Linked DNA regions of Homo sapiens: region 2 is linked to region 1. The links are chromatin contacts, found by Hi-C or POLR2A ChIA-PET in ENCODE. All regions are on one chromosome and are shown on one strand. The core of a region is the stretch at or near the end of the contact, and the rest is flanking DNA. Distances in the headings are between cores, read along the strand shown.

What was found. Hi-C counts contacts between places; a loop is a spot of excess contacts on that map. ChIA-PET counts read pairs that join two places held with the same protein, here RNA polymerase II (POLR2A). Pooled maps may share reads with other maps.
Region 2: a pooled map shows a loop between it and region 1 (3-fold over the local background). The contact joins the enhancer-like site here to the promoter of ZSCAN21 in region 1. A Hi-C loop is called at or near these places in 2 of 50 pooled maps. POLR2A ChIA-PET finds 5 or more read pairs at or near these places in 3 of 52 experiments (GM12878, WTC11 and activated CD4-positive, alpha-beta T cell).

What each region holds. Positions count from the first base shown.
Region 1 is chr7:100,044,968-100,052,900 of GRCh38, forward strand. ZSCAN21 (zinc finger and SCAN domain containing 21) reads left to right here and starts at 4,807. Exons shown (of 4, transcript NM_145914.3): 1 at 4,807-4,874. It also overlaps a transcript of ZKSCAN1 not described here. RefSeq lists an enhancer at 4,709-5,328.
Region 2 is chr7:99,376,065-99,383,997 of GRCh38, forward strand. The region is part of intron 1 of ARPC1B (actin related protein 2/3 complex subunit 1B); the gene reads left to right. Among named protein-coding and RNA genes, the nearest start is that of ARPC1B, 5.3 kb to the left of the region's middle. RefSeq lists enhancers at 3,933-4,252, 4,853-5,172. Within about 2 kb of position 3,312, at least 32 of the 41 ENCODE cell types and tissues checked have a DNase peak (open chromatin) inside an H3K27ac peak, as active enhancers do; they include GM12878, where a contact is called at or near this core.

The DNA of each region.
Region 1 (7,933 bases), core at 3,557-6,056:
GAAGATCCAGAAATGCACCTTTTTAGAGAGAACCATGAACACCTTACTGGAAATGGAAGGAAGGTGCCAGAGACAACACTAAATGCTGGAATCTTTTCCTCTCCTGGGTTTCCGCTGCAAAGGGCACTGGAATTATTTTTCTTTTGTCAAGCCAATAATCTCCCAGGCATGGTGGTGTGCATCTGATCCCGCTACTTGGGAGGCTGAGGCAGGAGGATTGCTTGAGCACAGGAATTCTCGACCAGCCTGGGCAACATGGCGAAACCCCTACGAAACATTTTTTCAAAAAATAGGTGCGGTGCGGGTGCGGTGGCTCACGCCTGTAATCCCAGCACTTTAGGAGGCCGAGGTGGGCAGATCCTGAGGTCAGGAGATCCAGACCATCCTGCCCAACATGGTGAAACCCCATCTCTACTAAAAATACAAAAAGCTAGGTGTGATTGCGCATGCCTGCAATCCCAGCAACTTGGGAGGCTGAGGCAGGAGAATTGCTTCAACCAGGGAGTTGGAGGTTGCAGTGAGCCGAGATGGCGCCACTGCACTCCAGCCTGGCGACAGAGCAAGACTCAGTCTCACCAAAAAAAAAAAAAAAAAAAAAATTGTCCAGCATGGTGGCGTGCATGGGAATTATTTTTCTTTTGTGGTCCCAGCTACTCGGGAGGCTGAGGCAGCAGGATTGCTTGAGCCCAGGAGTTCTCTACCAGCCTGGGCAACATGGTAAAACCCCTAGAAATAATTTTTTAGGGGCTGGGCGCAGTGGCTCACGCCTGTAATCCCAGCACTTTGGGAGGCCGAGGCGGGTGGATCACGAGGTCAGGAGATCGAGATCATCCTGGCTAACACGGTGAAACCCCGTCTCTACTAAAAATACAAAAAATTAGCCGGGCATGGTGGCGGGTGCCTGTAGTCCCAGCTACCCGGGAGGCTGAGGCAGGAGAATGGTGTGAACCTGGGAGGCGGAGCTTGCAGTGAGCCGAGATCACGCCACTGCACTCCAGCCTGGGCGACAGAGCGAGACTCCGTCTCAAAAAAAAAAAAAAAAGAAATAATTTTTTAGAAAAATAGCCAGGCATGGTAGCATGTGCCTACTCGGGAGGCTGAGGTGGGAGGATCACTTGAGTCCAGGAGTTGGAGGCTGCAGTGAGCTATGATCACACCACTGCACTCCAGCCTGGGCAACAGAGTGAGGCCCTACCGCAAATAAATAAATAAAAATAAAAAATCTCTTGAGACACAGCAAGCACACAGGATTGGAGAATCTGGCTTGTGCTCTCAGCTTTGATACTAATTAGCTAACTAGTGTACCTTGGATCCGACTTCTTCAGGCACTGGTTTCTTCAACTGAAAACAAGAAACAAGAGTTTAACCAGATTGTCCTTAAGGTCTCTTTTGACGTTAATATTTTACAGCAGCTCTAAGCCCCTTTGCTTGAGGAGCATCTCAGCCCTGGAAAGGACAATGGGTTTGGAAATAGATGGATTTTCTTCAAGCCCCAGCATAACCACTTAATGGTTTCATAACTAGACAAAGACCCGTTGACCAAGAGGCTGAATGGAGCCCCACCAAAGCATCGACACAGGTGTGGCTCTTGAAATGTGTGTAGGTTTCCCGGTTCTTCCCTCTGTCCTGGTGATCCTGTTTCCATTTCCCATCTCTTTCTTCCCCGTCTAACTGAGAGGCAGTAGAGCACAGGCTTTGGAGAAAGGGGGCCAAGTTTCACTCCTGATGCTCCCACGTATCAGTTGTGTGATATTGGAAAAGTGACTTTTTGGAGCCTGTTTCCTGGTCTATAAAATGGAGATTTTGGGGCCAGGCACAGTGGCTCACGGTGGCTCCCAGCACTTTGGGAGGCTGAGGCAGGTGGATCACTTGAGGTCACGAGTTCAAGACCATGGGGGAATGAATTAAAAGGACTAACCATGTAACAATTGTTAAAGCTGGCCAATGTATATGGAGGCTTTTTTTTTTTTTTTGGTGAGACAGAGTCTCACTCTGTCACCAGGCTGTAGTGCAGGGGTGCAATCTCAGCTCACTGCAATGTCTGCCTCCTGGGTTCAAGCAATTGTCCTTCCTCAGCCACCCGAGTAGCTGGGATTACAGGCATGTGCCACCACACCCAGCTAATTTTTGTATTTTTAATAGAGACAGAGTTTCACCATGTTGGCCAGGATGGTCTCGATCTCTTGACCTTGTGATCCGCCTGCCTCAGCCTCCTAAAGTGCTGGGATTACAGGCGTGAGCCACCGTGCCCTGCCAAGGCTCATTTTTTTTTTTTTTTAAGAGAAAGCAAGTTTATTAGAGAAGTAAAGAAACAGCCGGGCACGGTGGCTCACACCTGTAATCCCAGCACTTTGGGAGGGCGAGGCGGGCAGATCATGAGGTCAGGAGATCAAGACCATCCTGGCCAACATGGTGAAACCCTGTCTCTACTAAAATACAAAAAAAAATAAAAAATTACCCGAGCGTGGTGGTGCGCGCCTGTAGTCCCAGCTACTCGGGAGGCTGAGGCAGAGGAATCGCTTGAACCTAGGAGGCGGAGGTTGCAGTGAGCCTAGATTGCACCACTGCACTCCAGCCTGGCGACAGAGTAAGACTCCATCTCAAAAAAAAAAAAGAAAGAAACAAAAGAATGCACATGGAGGCTCATTTTCTCTAATTTTGCATGTCTTTAAACATAAAAAATTTTTAAATTATCCTGGAAAATGTCAGGGAAAAATGATATTGAGTATCTATGAATTCATGACGCGTATGGACAGGGAATTCCACGTGCAGGCAGCCATATTGGTGTTCCTCAACACATGTGAGTTTTGCAGGACCAGACAAAAGCAAACTCACAGGGGGCCCGATGGAGTAGTGCTGAGGTGGAAAATACAGACTCTTCAGTCTGGAAACCTGCAGCTGAGCCAGAGCAGCAGGAGGAAAAGGCAGGCAAAGACATCTTCATCGAGTCCTGCAGCATTGGAAGGAGTTCAGCCCCTAGGTCTTCTGCTCAGGAAGTTTAGGACCCACAGAAGGGCAAGGCTACTTCTGATTGATGTCACCATGACCCTGGTCTGCAAAGTTGAGGACTAAACTCTGACTGTTTTCTTCTTTTGCCCAAATTACTATCTAAGGGGCCTGGAGAGTCACCCCCTTCAAACCATAAAGCCTCATCAGACAGGTTTTATTTAACTTTATATAACCTGGCTGACTTTTCAACCAGGCTCTGGCATAACATCACATGGCAGATAAAGAAGGAAACGAAAATATTTCCACCCCAAATATGTTTTTTTGCCATATCTTGAAATAACCCTACCAAGCTGTCTTCTCGTGGGGAAAATCTACACTTGGTAGAGAATCCCCTTCCCTTTCCAGGCCTTTTTCCTGATCCAGGAGAGAATCAACTGGGCGTCTGGCACTTTTTAAAGTCTGATAAGAAATATTTGCAGTCTGTTCTTTCTGAAGCCGGCTGCCTGGAGGCTCCATCTGCATAATGGGAACCCTGGTCTCCACAACCCCTTAGTTCAGCGGTCCCCAACCTTTTTTGGCACCAGGAACCAGTTTTGTGGAAGACAGTTTTTTCCATGGATGGCAGGAGGGGGATGGATGGTTTCGTGGTTTCAGGATGATTCAAGCACATTACATTTATTGTGTACTTTATTTCTATTATTATTACATTGTAATATATCATGAAATAATTGTACAACTCATCATAACATAGAATTAGTGGGAGCCCTGAGTTTGTTTTCCTGTAATTAGAGGGTTCCATTGGGGAATTATGGGAGACAGCGACAGATCATCAGGTATTAGATTCTCATAAAGAGTGCACAACCTAGATCCCTCGCATGCACTGTCCACAATAGGGTTTGTGCTCCTGTAAGAATCTAATGCTATGGCTGATCTGACAGGAGGCGGAGCTCAGGCAGTAATTAGAGCAATGGGGAGTGGCTGTAGATACAGGTGAAGCTTTGCTCCTGCAGCTCACCTCCTGCAGTAACGGCCCAGTTCCTAACAGGCCATGGACTGGTATCTGTCTGTGCCCCAAGGGTTGGGGACCCCTGCCTTAGTCATCCCAGACATTCCTTTCTATTGATTATAGGTCTTTAGACAATAACTTTCAGCCAGTTGCCCATTAGAAGATCCTTGAGTTCACCTATGACTTGGAACATCCCCGCTTGGAATTGTCCTGCCTTTCCCACAGAACCAATGTTCATCTTACATGTCTTGATTGGTGTCTTATGTCTCCCTAAATTGTATAAACCCAAGCTGTAGCCCGACCATCATAGGTACATGTTCTTAGGACCTCTTGAGACTGTACCTTGGGCCATTGGTCACTCATATTTGTCTCAAAATAAATGTCTTCAAATATTTTACAGTTTGATTGTTTTCATCAACGAAGTATTAACTCAATCTCTGGCTTCACGGGCCAAGCACAGCGTTCCATGTCCATAAACCTGGACCGAGGAGCTGGGCCCAAGGGTATCCAGTGACCTCGATCCAGGTTTATGGACAAGGAACCCTGTGCTTATCCCAAGGGTACTCAGGGACCTTGGGCTCTGAAGTCCACGAGGGTGACCGAGGTGGCTGCCTCAGCCCATGCCCTCCCTGCCCCAGGGCGTCGGGGTTGGGTGAGAGAACCGCCGCAGCCTTCATCTGGTCTGACCGTCTTCGGTAAAAACAGAAAGAGTCCCTGGCTTTTCATTTTCGGGGTGGACTCAACTCCTCCCTGATGTCCCAAGGGCCAGAGACACAGAGAGGACCTCCCGAATTTCTAGAGGGGCCGCTACGGCCCCGCACTACTTTTCCGCGGGGGCGGGGCTATGACGCACTTCCGGGTGCGCGGTCCCGAGGTACGCGGTGCGGTCTCCCGGTACCCGGAGCGGCTCTGATTCATGGTGAGCCTGCTGGTCGCGGGTTAGCGAGGCGGACAGGAGAGGGAGCCGTGGCTGAATGGTCTGGGGAGGGAGGAGTGGGTTTAGCAGCTGTGGCTTCCGAGGACCCCACCTAGACCGGTCCTAGCAGGGCTGTGGGGAGGAGCTCCTCGTCCCCGCCCAGGACCAGCTGGTGGGGGCGCTGGCTGCCTGGAAAGCCTTTTCTTCCACTTGGGGCTTTAACAAATGAAAGCTGGAAGAACAGATGTTTTGGAAGTTCTTTCGCGTTCCAGAATAGTTTTTTTTGTGCGTTCCCCAAGCCAAGCCGTCTATCAGTCTGACCGTGGCCGCCTTTTTTCCCTTTCTCTGAACTGGAGGTCCGAACGCAAGGCTCATTGATGGCAATACGCCCAAGGTGTTGGAAACCTGTGGGAAGCCGAACCTCATTAGAAGTGTTGGGTAGAATCAAATCCAAGGGAAGAAATAGTCCCCTCGGGCTTTGTTCGGGCTAGAACACACACACAGAATAGGGATCTGCTCATGGTTTAGAAAAACAGTCTTAAAGAACCATGTATAAATAAAAGAGTGTCAGGACAAAGTTGATTTGGGCCAGGCGCGGTGGCTCACGCCTGTAATCCCAGCAGTTCGGGAGGCCGAGGCCGGCGGATCACTTGAGGTCAGGAGTTCGAGACCAGCCTGGCCAAACCCTGTCCCCACGAAAAATACAAAAATTAGCTGGGTGTGGTGGAGCGCGCCTGTAATCCCAGCTACTCAGGAGGCTGAGGCAGGAGAATCGCTTGAACCCACCAGGTGGAGGTTGCACTGAACCGAGATCACGCCACTGCACTCCAGCCTGGGCGACAGAGCAACACTTGGTCTCACAAAAAAAAAGAACGTTGATTTGATGGGTGAGGTACTTGGAAACCCACGAAATCTAAGGAACAGTTGAGCTGTGGAGAGGAAAAGAATTAAGAGGCAAGATAATTGTTTTCAAGTGTTGGAAGGCTGCTATGGAGAAAGTGAGTATTGGTCTTGGACTAACCTAGGATTTTTGAAATGATGCGGAATTTGATTCAGGTTAAAGAATTTGTGTGGCCGGGCGCGGTGGCTCATGCCTGTAATCCAGCACTTTGGGAGGCCGAGGCGAGTGCATCACCTGAGGTCGGGAGTTCGAGACCAGCCTGACCAACATGGAGAAACCCCGTCTCTACTACAAATACAAAATTAGGCGGGCGTGGTGGCACATGCCTGTAAGGAGGCTGAGGCAGGAGAATCGCTTGAACCTGGGAGGCAGAGGTTGCGGTGAGCCGAGATCGCGCCATTGCACTCCAGCCTGGGAAACAAGAGTGAAACTACGTCTCAAAAAAAAAAAAAAAAAAAAAAAAAGGAAGAACTTGTAACAATTAGTGGAATTCTGTGGCTCAAGAATTATCTAATTTGGCTGCCTAGGGATCTAGGGATTTTCTTTTTTTTTTTTTTTTTTTTTTTTTTTTTGAGATGGAGTCTCGCTCTGTCGCCTAGGTTGGAATGCAGTGGCGCGATCTCGGCTCACTGCAAGCTCCGCCTCCCGGGTTCTAGCCATTCTCCTGCCTCAGCCTCCCAAGTAGCTGGGACTACAGGCGCCCGCCACAACGCCTGGCTAATTTTTTGTATTTTTTAGTAGAGACGGGGTTTCACCGTGTTAGCCAGAATGGTCTCGATCTCCTGACCTCGTGATCTGCCCGCCTCGGGCCTCCCAAAGTGCTGGAATTACAGGTGTGAGCCACGGCGCCGGGCCCCCTAGGGATTTTCAGGTACGGACTGAGTGTGAAGCATTTTAGCACAAGTGGGTAAGTGCTGTTCTACTTTTAGAATCTATGGTAATTTGATTTTTTTATGCCTCATCTTGTTACAGAATGGACTTGGGGCGCTTTCATAAGGGCATATAAGCTGTGGGAGATTGGCATAAAGGAGGAGGGAAAATGGACACAGAACAAGGGCCTTCTGTTTATGATAGACCATGAACTTTTGCTTGATGGACTTCTTGAGATAAACAGTCTAGATAGCTTTTAAAAAGTCACTGTGATTGTAGACAATGTGAGTTAGTAATGAAGCATTTGATTTCTAGCCGCATGCTTCTTTATTTTTTTAAGAGACAGGGTTTTCCTTTGTCACCCAGGCTGGAGCACAGTGGTACAGCCACAACTCTGCAGCCCGGAACTCCTGAGCTCAAGTTATGCCTCAGCCTGGGCAACAAAGCAAGACTTCGTTTCTACAAAAATAAGTAAATCAATAAATAAATTTTTTTTAATTAGCTAGATGTGGTGATGCACACCTGTAGTCCTGGCTACTTTGGAGGCTGAGGTGAGAGGATCGCTTGAGGCCAGGAGTTCAACGCTGCAGTGAGCTGTCATGGCACCACTACACGCCAGCCTGGGCAACAAAGCGAGACCCTGCCTCTGTAATTGAAAAACAATAAAATAAAGACCCAGTGAAGTGGTTCACGCCTGTAACCCCAGAACTTTGAGAGACCAAGGCAAGAAGATGGCTTGAGACTAGGAGTTCAAGACTTCCGTGAGCTGTGATTGTGCCACTGCACTCCAGTCTAGGCAACAGGCTAAGACACTGTCTCTAAAAAATAAAAAAATTAAATTAAAAAAAAAAAGTGAAAGAGGATTCGGGATGACCCCAGGTTTTTCGGTCCAAGTAAAAAGAACAATGAGAGTTGCCATTAGCTGAGATGAGCAGCTTTTGAGGGAGAGATGGGAATTCCATTTTGGACATGTTAAGGTTGAGATGTCTTACTGGACATCCAGGTGGTAATGGCAAGTGGGTAGTTGGTCGTATGAGTCTGGAGGTCAGCAGGGAGGTCTAAGTTGGAGATACAGTTTGGGCAGTTGTGAGTATATAGATGGTAATTAAAACCATGCAACTTGTGAAATCACCAAGGAGAGTGAGTGCAGGAAGGAGGAAGGGCACCCGGCCCTCTACTCGTTTGTAGTCTTTATGCATTGTACATTTGAGTTGTGTGCACCGCAAAACTGATGTACCACCGGGCGTGGTGGCTCACGCCTGTAATCCCAGCACTCTGCGAGGCCGAGGTG
Region 2 (7,933 bases), core at 2,062-4,561, 670 kb before region 1:
AAAAAAAAAAAAAGCCACGTAACATGCCTGTAATCCCAGCTACTTAGGAGGATGAGGCAAGAGAATTGCTTGAACCTGCCTTGGCAGTGAGCCAAGACTGTACCACTGCACTGCAGCCTTGGCAACAGAGCCAGACTCCGTCTCTAAATAAATAAATAAAATCTTAGGGACCTAGGTAGGAGTGCCAGCTTCTCCCTTCACTGGCCAGTGACTGGTAAGCCACCCAACTCCTGCCAGCCTCAACTTTCCTTATCTGGAAAATGGGAACCTTAAAGACTGGGAGGCTGAAATGCAATACTGCAAGACACCTGGCAGCGTGTCAGGCGCTGACAGTATAAACGTGCGTTTGTTGCTCACCTTGATCATAGTGTTCCCCCAGGTGAACCTAACTTCCTGGCCTCCAAGATTTGGGGTCAGAGTCCCAAGCTGCGTCATTTAGTAGAAGCCGAGTGACTTTGAACAAATCGTTGCTTTTGTCTGAGCCTGGGTTTCCTCCTGTACAAACTGAAGGTAAAAAGCAAACAGGCTGGGCGCGGTGGCTCACGCCTGTAATTCCAGCACTTTGGGAGGCCGAGGCAGGCAGATTACCTGAGGTCGGGAGTTCGAGACCAGCCTGACCAACGTGGTGAAACCCCGTCACTACTAAAAATACAAAATTAGCCAGGTGTGGTGGTGGGCACCTGTAATCCCAGCTACTCAGGAGGCTGAGGCAGGAGAATCGCTAGAACCTGGGAGGCGGAGGTTGCGGTGAGCCAAGATCATGCCGTTGCACTCCAGCCTGGGGTTACAAAGCGAGACTCTGTCTCCAAAAAAAAAAAAAAAAGCAAACAAAAAATGTCTCAGGCTTGCTTCAGGGGGAGAATGGTGAAAGGTCTGGGTAAAATCGCCCTGATAGATGCCGGTAAAGTTTGTTTCTTACATATGTCTGTACATAATCCATTGATAGGTCTTTTTCTTTTTTTCTGGAGTCCGGGTCTCATTGTGTTGCCCAGGCTATAGTGCCATGGCTTGATCATAACTCACTTTAGCCCCAAACTCCTGGGCTCAAGGGATCCTCCTGAGTAGCTGGGATTACAGGTATGTTCCTCCATGCCCAGCTAATTTTTAAATGTTTAGTAGAGGTAGGGTTTTGCTGTGTTGTCCAGGCTGGCCTCAAACTCCTGGCCTTAAGCGATCCTCCTGCCTTGGCCTCCCAAAGTGCTGGGGTTACAGGCATGAGCCTCCACGCCTGCCTTATACGTGCTTTCTTTTTTTTTTTTTTTTTTTGAGACAGTGTCTTGTTCTGTTGCCCAGGCTGGAGTGTGGTGACACTACCTTGACTCACTGCAGCATCTGCCTCCCGGGTTCCAGTGATTCTCCTGCCTCAGCCTCTCAGGTAGCTGGGATTACAGGTACATGCCAATATGCCCGGCTAATTTTTATATTTTTAGTAGAGACGGGGTTTCACCATGTTGGCCAGGCTGGTCTCGAACTGCTGACCTCAGGTGATCCGCCCACCTCGGCTTCCCAAAGTGCTAGGATTACAGGCGTGAGCCACCGCGCCCAGCTTCTTCTTCTTCTTCTTCTTCTTTTTTTTTTTTATTTGGAGGTGGCGGAGTTTCACTCTGTCGCCCAGGCTGCAGTGCAGTGGCACAATCTCAGCTAACTGCAACCTCTTCCTCTCGAGTTCAAGTGATTCTCTTGCCTCGACCCCCCGAGCAGCTGGGATTACAAGTGCCCACCACCAAGCCCAGATAAATTTTGTATTTTTAGTAGAGAGGGTTTTACCATGTTGGGCAGGCTGGTCTCAAACTCCTGACCTCAGGTGATCCACCTGCCTCCGCCTCCCAAAGTCTGGGATTACAGGTGTGAGCCACCGCACCCGTCGGTTGATAGGTCTTTTCTAATATTAATAATTACGTAGCATCTCAACATGTTAATGTCATAATTTACTCTTTCCATATTGTCACCTGGGTTTTTCCACACTGTCACCATTATAAAGACAGCTATTATAAACATGTTTGCTTTATTTTTTAGATGAGGTTTCACTCTGTCACCCAGGCTGGAGTACAGTGACGAGATCTCGGCTCACTGCAACCTCCACCTTCCCAGCTCAAGGAATCCTCCAGCCTCAGCCCCTCAGATAGCCAGGACTACAGGCGTACAGCATCACATCCCGCTAATTTTTTTTTTTTTTTTGGTAGTTTTTATAGACACAGGGTTTTGCCATGTTGCCCAGGCTGGTCTCCGAACTCCTGGACTCAAGTGATCCACCTGGCTTGGCCTCCCAAAATGGTGGGATTACAGGCGTGAGCCATGGCACCCCACCTGTTTGCTTTTAAAAAAGAAAAATGGGGCCAGGCGTGGTGGCTCACACCTGTAATCCCAGCACTTTGGGAGGCCGAGGCGGGTGGATCACAAGGTCAGGAGTTCGAGACCAGCCTGTCCAACATGGTGAAACCCCATCTCTACTAAAAACAAAAACAAAAATTAGCTGGGCGTGGTGGTGGGCACCTGTAGTTCCACCTACTGGGGAGGCTGAGACAGGAGAATTGCTTGAACCTGGGAGGCGGAGGTTGCAGTGAGCCGAGAATGCACCACTACACTCCAGCCTGGGCGACAGAATGAGACTACATCTCAAAAATAAAAAAGAAAAAGAAAGAAAAATGTGTTGCTGTTTTCTTAGGACCAAATGGGTGTATGTGACCAAAGAATGTTAATTTTCTTTTTCTTTTTTTTTTTTTTTTTTTTGAGATGGAGTCTTGCTCTGTCCTCCAGGCTGGAGTGCAGTGGCGCAATCTCGGCTCACTGCAAGCTCCGCCTTCCGGGTTCACGCCATTCTCTTGCCTCAGCCTCCCGAGTAGCTGGGACTACAGGCGCCCGCCACCACGCCCGGCTTAATTTTTTGTATTTTTAGTAGAGACGGGGTTTCACCGTTTTAGCCAGGATGGTCTCGATCTCCTGACCTCGTGATCCACCCACCTCGGCCTCCCAAAGTGCTGGGAGTATAGGCGTGAGCCACCACACCTGGCCAGAATGCTAATTTTCAAGTTCCTGTTAGTGTTATTCTGTTCTATTAATATTTGGTCCCACCCACTTGTTGAATTGAGTGCCCTTCAGAAGAATTAAACCAATTAGCAACAAATGACAATTTCTCCACAGCTCTGCTAGCATTGAATTTTGTGTGTTTTTGTTTTGTTTGGATGACTAACCGGTGCTTTAATGGTACCTTACGATTGTTTTCATGTGTGTTTCTTGACTTCACTCTGCGTGGTTGGTAAGACTTCAAGAGCAGAGCTGGAGAGGGAAGGATAGGGGTAGGAAGGGCTCTGACCCAGCATAGGAAGTTGAGTAACCGCTTAGCACGGTGCAAATTAGCCTGCTGGCTGCTCTATCCAAGAACTGCCTGAGCTGGGTGGGGACTTCCCAGAGCGCCTGTAATGCTGAGATCTTTCCTCCAGGCAACTCCTCCTTGGTTTAGCCTCTGATACAGCCAAACCTCTGGATTCAGGGAAACCTAAGGAAGCCAGGCAAGAAGGGTCCCGCAGCCTGTGCCTAGTCTAGCCCCAGCCTCATCTGGATTAAGATGGGAGGGAAATATTGGCTGAGGGCACCCAGCCAGTATGAAGACAGCTAGAATGTAAACCCAGCACAGTAAGGGAGAGAGTATCAAGGCCCAGGACTTTAGAGTGCCTCACCACCACCACCCCGCCGCTGGGCAGCCTGAGGCTTTCTTTGCCTGGCACCACCATGCCTGGCTAATTTTTTTTTTTTTTTTCCAAGTGGAGACGGGGTTTTGCCATGTTGGCCAGGATGGTCTCAAACTCCTGACCTCAAGTGATCCACCCACCTCGGCCTCCGAAAGTGCTGGGATTACAGGCGTGAGCCACTGTGCCCGGCTATCCCCTCCTCTCTCTGGTTTCTTAACATCAAACAGGCCCACAGTGCTGGCTCACAGGGCCACAGTGATAGTGGGTTGGTGTCCTGGATCCCTCCCCCAGGAGCCATCACTGAGACCTTATGCTGTCAACACTGGTGGGTGAAGCAGCCCTCGTATTTTTCTCCTGAGACATCCAGAGCAGGGTAATTGGCAGGCGGGGGTGAGCACACGCTGGCTCACGCAGGCTTGGTAGGTGAGAGGTTTTCCTGAGGATGATGAAGTTGGAGTGTCCCCGGCTAGAATCCCTGAGGCAGGAGACTGGAGCCCTGTGGCAGCATTGGCTGAGAGAAGCCACTCCCTTTTTGCTCTCCCACTTCCTCACTGGTAAGATGTGGGGGTTGGGGAGTTATCGCAGAGGCGCTTTGGGTTTCAGCTGCTTTGCAGAAGTTATGGAAAAAGGGAAATGAGTCTTCCTGTCTCTCGCCCCCTTAACACTTCTTTGCCCCATTTAAGGGGTTTGTTCAACAGACTAGGAAGTATTTCTGCTAATTCATGCTGAAGTGTGATTGGCTGATAGGTGTGGTCTCAACCTCCCTCCTCTGCCAGTCACTAGTGTACCACTGTGGCCATCTTTTCCAGCCCCTCCTCTGCCCCTTGAGTATGTCTAGGTCCTAGAAACAGTGGTCAGGGCTCTTCAAGTCCTCTCGGTTGCCCTTGCCCACTGGCACACGTGGGGGTTGCTGTCTTCAGCAGAGCCAGCCACTCCGTCTTGACAGCCAGGGCAGAGATGTGGCTGGGCACACAGCAAGAATGTGACCACTGATGCTGGGATGTCAGAGTCTGTGCATCAACCCAGGGTTCTGAGTCTGGGCTCTCCCACCCTCATCCCCGGAGGTTCCTTCAGTCTGGGCCTCCTGGGGCTGAAAGGGAGGGAAAAATTGGCCTCAGCTGGAGTCCTGGGGCCAACCAGAGCCTGGGTGGAGTGTGAAAGTGGGCTTCTGGCCTTCACCCTGCCCCTGCCCTGCTGGTGACCTTGGACCATGGGGGTTGTCGGGGTGTAGATGAGCACCGTGAATCAGTCACAGGCCTTGAGCTTCTCTCTGCACAGTGCTGGCATCAGATGTGGGTGGTGATGTCCCAGCCTGGGAACACAGGAAACGCTCAGGGAAACCCCCATCAGACCTGCTGACATGGCTGAGGGCGCTGAGATGGTGCTTCCGGGGCCCTCACCTTACACAAAGAGGCCTTATAAGGAGAGAGAGGCTGCAGAGGCAGCCCCAGTGGGTGCCGGGTGCTTGTTCTGGGTAAGGCTGCCCACACGTGCAAAGTGTGCTTGTGGACACAGTGCGCTTGCGTGTGTGCAAGGCTGAACATACATGTGTGCAGGCCTGCAGTGTGCCTGTGTGTGAGGCTCAACACGTGCATGTGGGGAGTATGGTCATGTGTGCAAGGCTAAACATGTGCTTAAAGTGTGGGGAGGTGCAGTGTGCATGTGTGTGTGCAAGGCTTAACATGCAAAGTGTGCTTGTGTGTGTGAGGCTGAACACGCATGTGTTTGTGTGCGTGGCCTGACCCTGCGCTGCGTGTGTCTACTTGCTCAGCAAATGCTGACTGGGGACCCACCGGGGTCCTGTTCTAAGCATGGAGGAAACATGAGGTCCCTGCCCCGTGCATGTACACATGTGCATGTGTGTGTGTCCTGTGCTGCTCCAGGAATCTTCCAGGACATCCTGATACAAGTGAAAGCAAGCGGTTTGGATCTGGAGTGAGCAGGAGGTGGACAGGGCCTTCCAGGCAGTGAGCGCAGGGGGCTTTGTGTTGTGACCTCGGGCAGGCTGGTCACTGAGCCCTGTGGGGCCAAACTGCAGCCCCAGGCAAAGGTCGTTCTGCCTTTCCCTTGTGCCTGGGCCCAGATGCAGTGCAGGATGGGCCGGCCCCTGGGCAGGGCAGTGACGGGGCAGCCACCGGCCTCCTGGGGCATTCAGGGTTCCCAGTCCTGGTTGGCTCCCAGCCCAGGCCCTGAGACCCAACACAAAACTGCCAGTCTGGTGAGGGAGGCAGCCACATTATCTAATGGCTGTCACTGGTGACTCTGGGCAGGTGGCCTCAGCCCCCACATCTGTCATCTGGAGCTGACCTGGAGCCTGGCATCCCTCCCCAAGTGCAGCCAGGCCTCCCTGAAAGTCCAGGGCTGGTGGGAGTGTTGAAGTCAAGAATGTATACAGAGCACCTGGCCAGGCGCGGTGGCTCATGCCTGTAATTCCAGCACTTTAGGAGGCCGAGGCGGGCGGATCACTTGAGGTCAGGAGTTCAAGACCAGCCTGGCCAACATGGTGAAACCCTGTCTCTACTAAAAATATAAAAATTAGGCATGGTGGTGCGCACCTGTAATCCCAGCTACTCAGGAGGCGGAGGTTGGAGTGAGCCAAGACTGCGACATTGCACTCCAGGCTGGGCAACAGAGTGAGACTTCATCTCGAAAAAAAAAAAAAAAAAGGATACTTTTTTTTCTAGAGCTGGCAAGGAGGGAGTATCCAGAAAGTGCTGGATGGTACTAGTTAATACATTTTATTTTAGAGACAGGGTCTGGCTCTGTCACACAGTGGTACAATCATAGCTCACTGCAGCCTCAAACTCCTAGGCTAAGCAATCCTCCTGCCTCAGCTTCCTGAATACCTAAGAATACAGATGTGCACCACCACACCTGCAAATTTTTTTATTTAAATTTTTTGTAGAGATAGGGTCTCACTGTATCGCCCATGCTTGTCTTGAACTTCTGGCCTGAAGCAATCCTCCTGCCTAGGCCTCCCAAAGTACTGGGGTTACAGGCATGAGCCACTGCGCCTGGCCCTATTTAATAAAATTATTTATTTATTTATTATTTTTAAGTTATTTTTTCACACACATTCATTCCTAACCTTTTTTTTTTTTTTTTTTTTGAGACAGAGTCTTGCTCTGTTGCCCAGGCTGGAGTGCAGTGGTGTGATTTTGGCTCACTGCGACCTCTGCCTCTCAGGTTCAACAGATTCTCCTGCTTCAGCCTCCCAAGTAGCTGGGACTACAGGTGTGCGCCACCACGCCCAGCTAATTTTTGTATTTTTAGTAGAGACAGTCTTTCACCATGTTGGCCAGGCTGGTCTTGAACTCCTGACCTCAGGTGATCCGCCCGCCTCGGCCTCCCAAAGTGCTGGGATTACAGGCATGAGCCACCGTGCCTGGCCTCATTCCTAACCTATGTAATGATAATATTTTTGAGGGCTGGGTAGGGTGGCGTGAGCCTGTAGTCCCAGCTACTTGGGAAGCAGAGGCAGGAGGATCACTTGAGCCTGGGAAGTCGAGGCTGCAGTGAGCTGTGATCACACCACTGCACTCCAGCCTGGGCAACAGAGCGAGACCCTTTCTCAAATATACACACACACACACGTTTCTGAGAACGTACTCTGTTGGTCACTAATGGCAATGAAAAATTTGTTCAGCGGATATTTCTTGAGCACCTACTATGTGCTAAGCATTTAAGCAGTGGAAATAGAAACGAGAACAAGATAGAACAAAAATGTGTCTCTGCCAAGCTGGTTCTATTCCAGCAGGGGAGGAAGGCAGCGGGCCAGATCAGTGAGTGCATGTCTGATGGTGACTGCTGAGAAAATTTAATCGGAAATAGGGAATTACGAAGTGCCGGACCGTGGAAGGTGCTGCAGTTTCCAGGGAAGGCCTCCCCAAAAGTTGACATTTGAGTACAGACTTGAGTGGCAGCACCAGAGCGAGAGCCGTGTGTGCCGGTATCTGGGGGAAGAGTGTCACAGGCCTAGGGAACAGCCAGCACGGAAGCCCGAGGCAGGTGCATGCCTGTGTGCCCCAGGATTGGCCTCTGGTTGGCTGGGGAGGCCTGCTCCTCAAAGGGCTGGTATATCACATCCATCACAGGCTAAGAGTAACCGCCTCGTGGTTCCTCCTCATAGAGGCCAGGTGCGGTGTGTCATCTGCTTCCAGCTCTCAGCATCTCTGCTGGGAGGCAGGATTCCTGTTCCCATTTTACAGATGAGAAAACTGAGGTTAAAAGAAGGCAGGTGATGT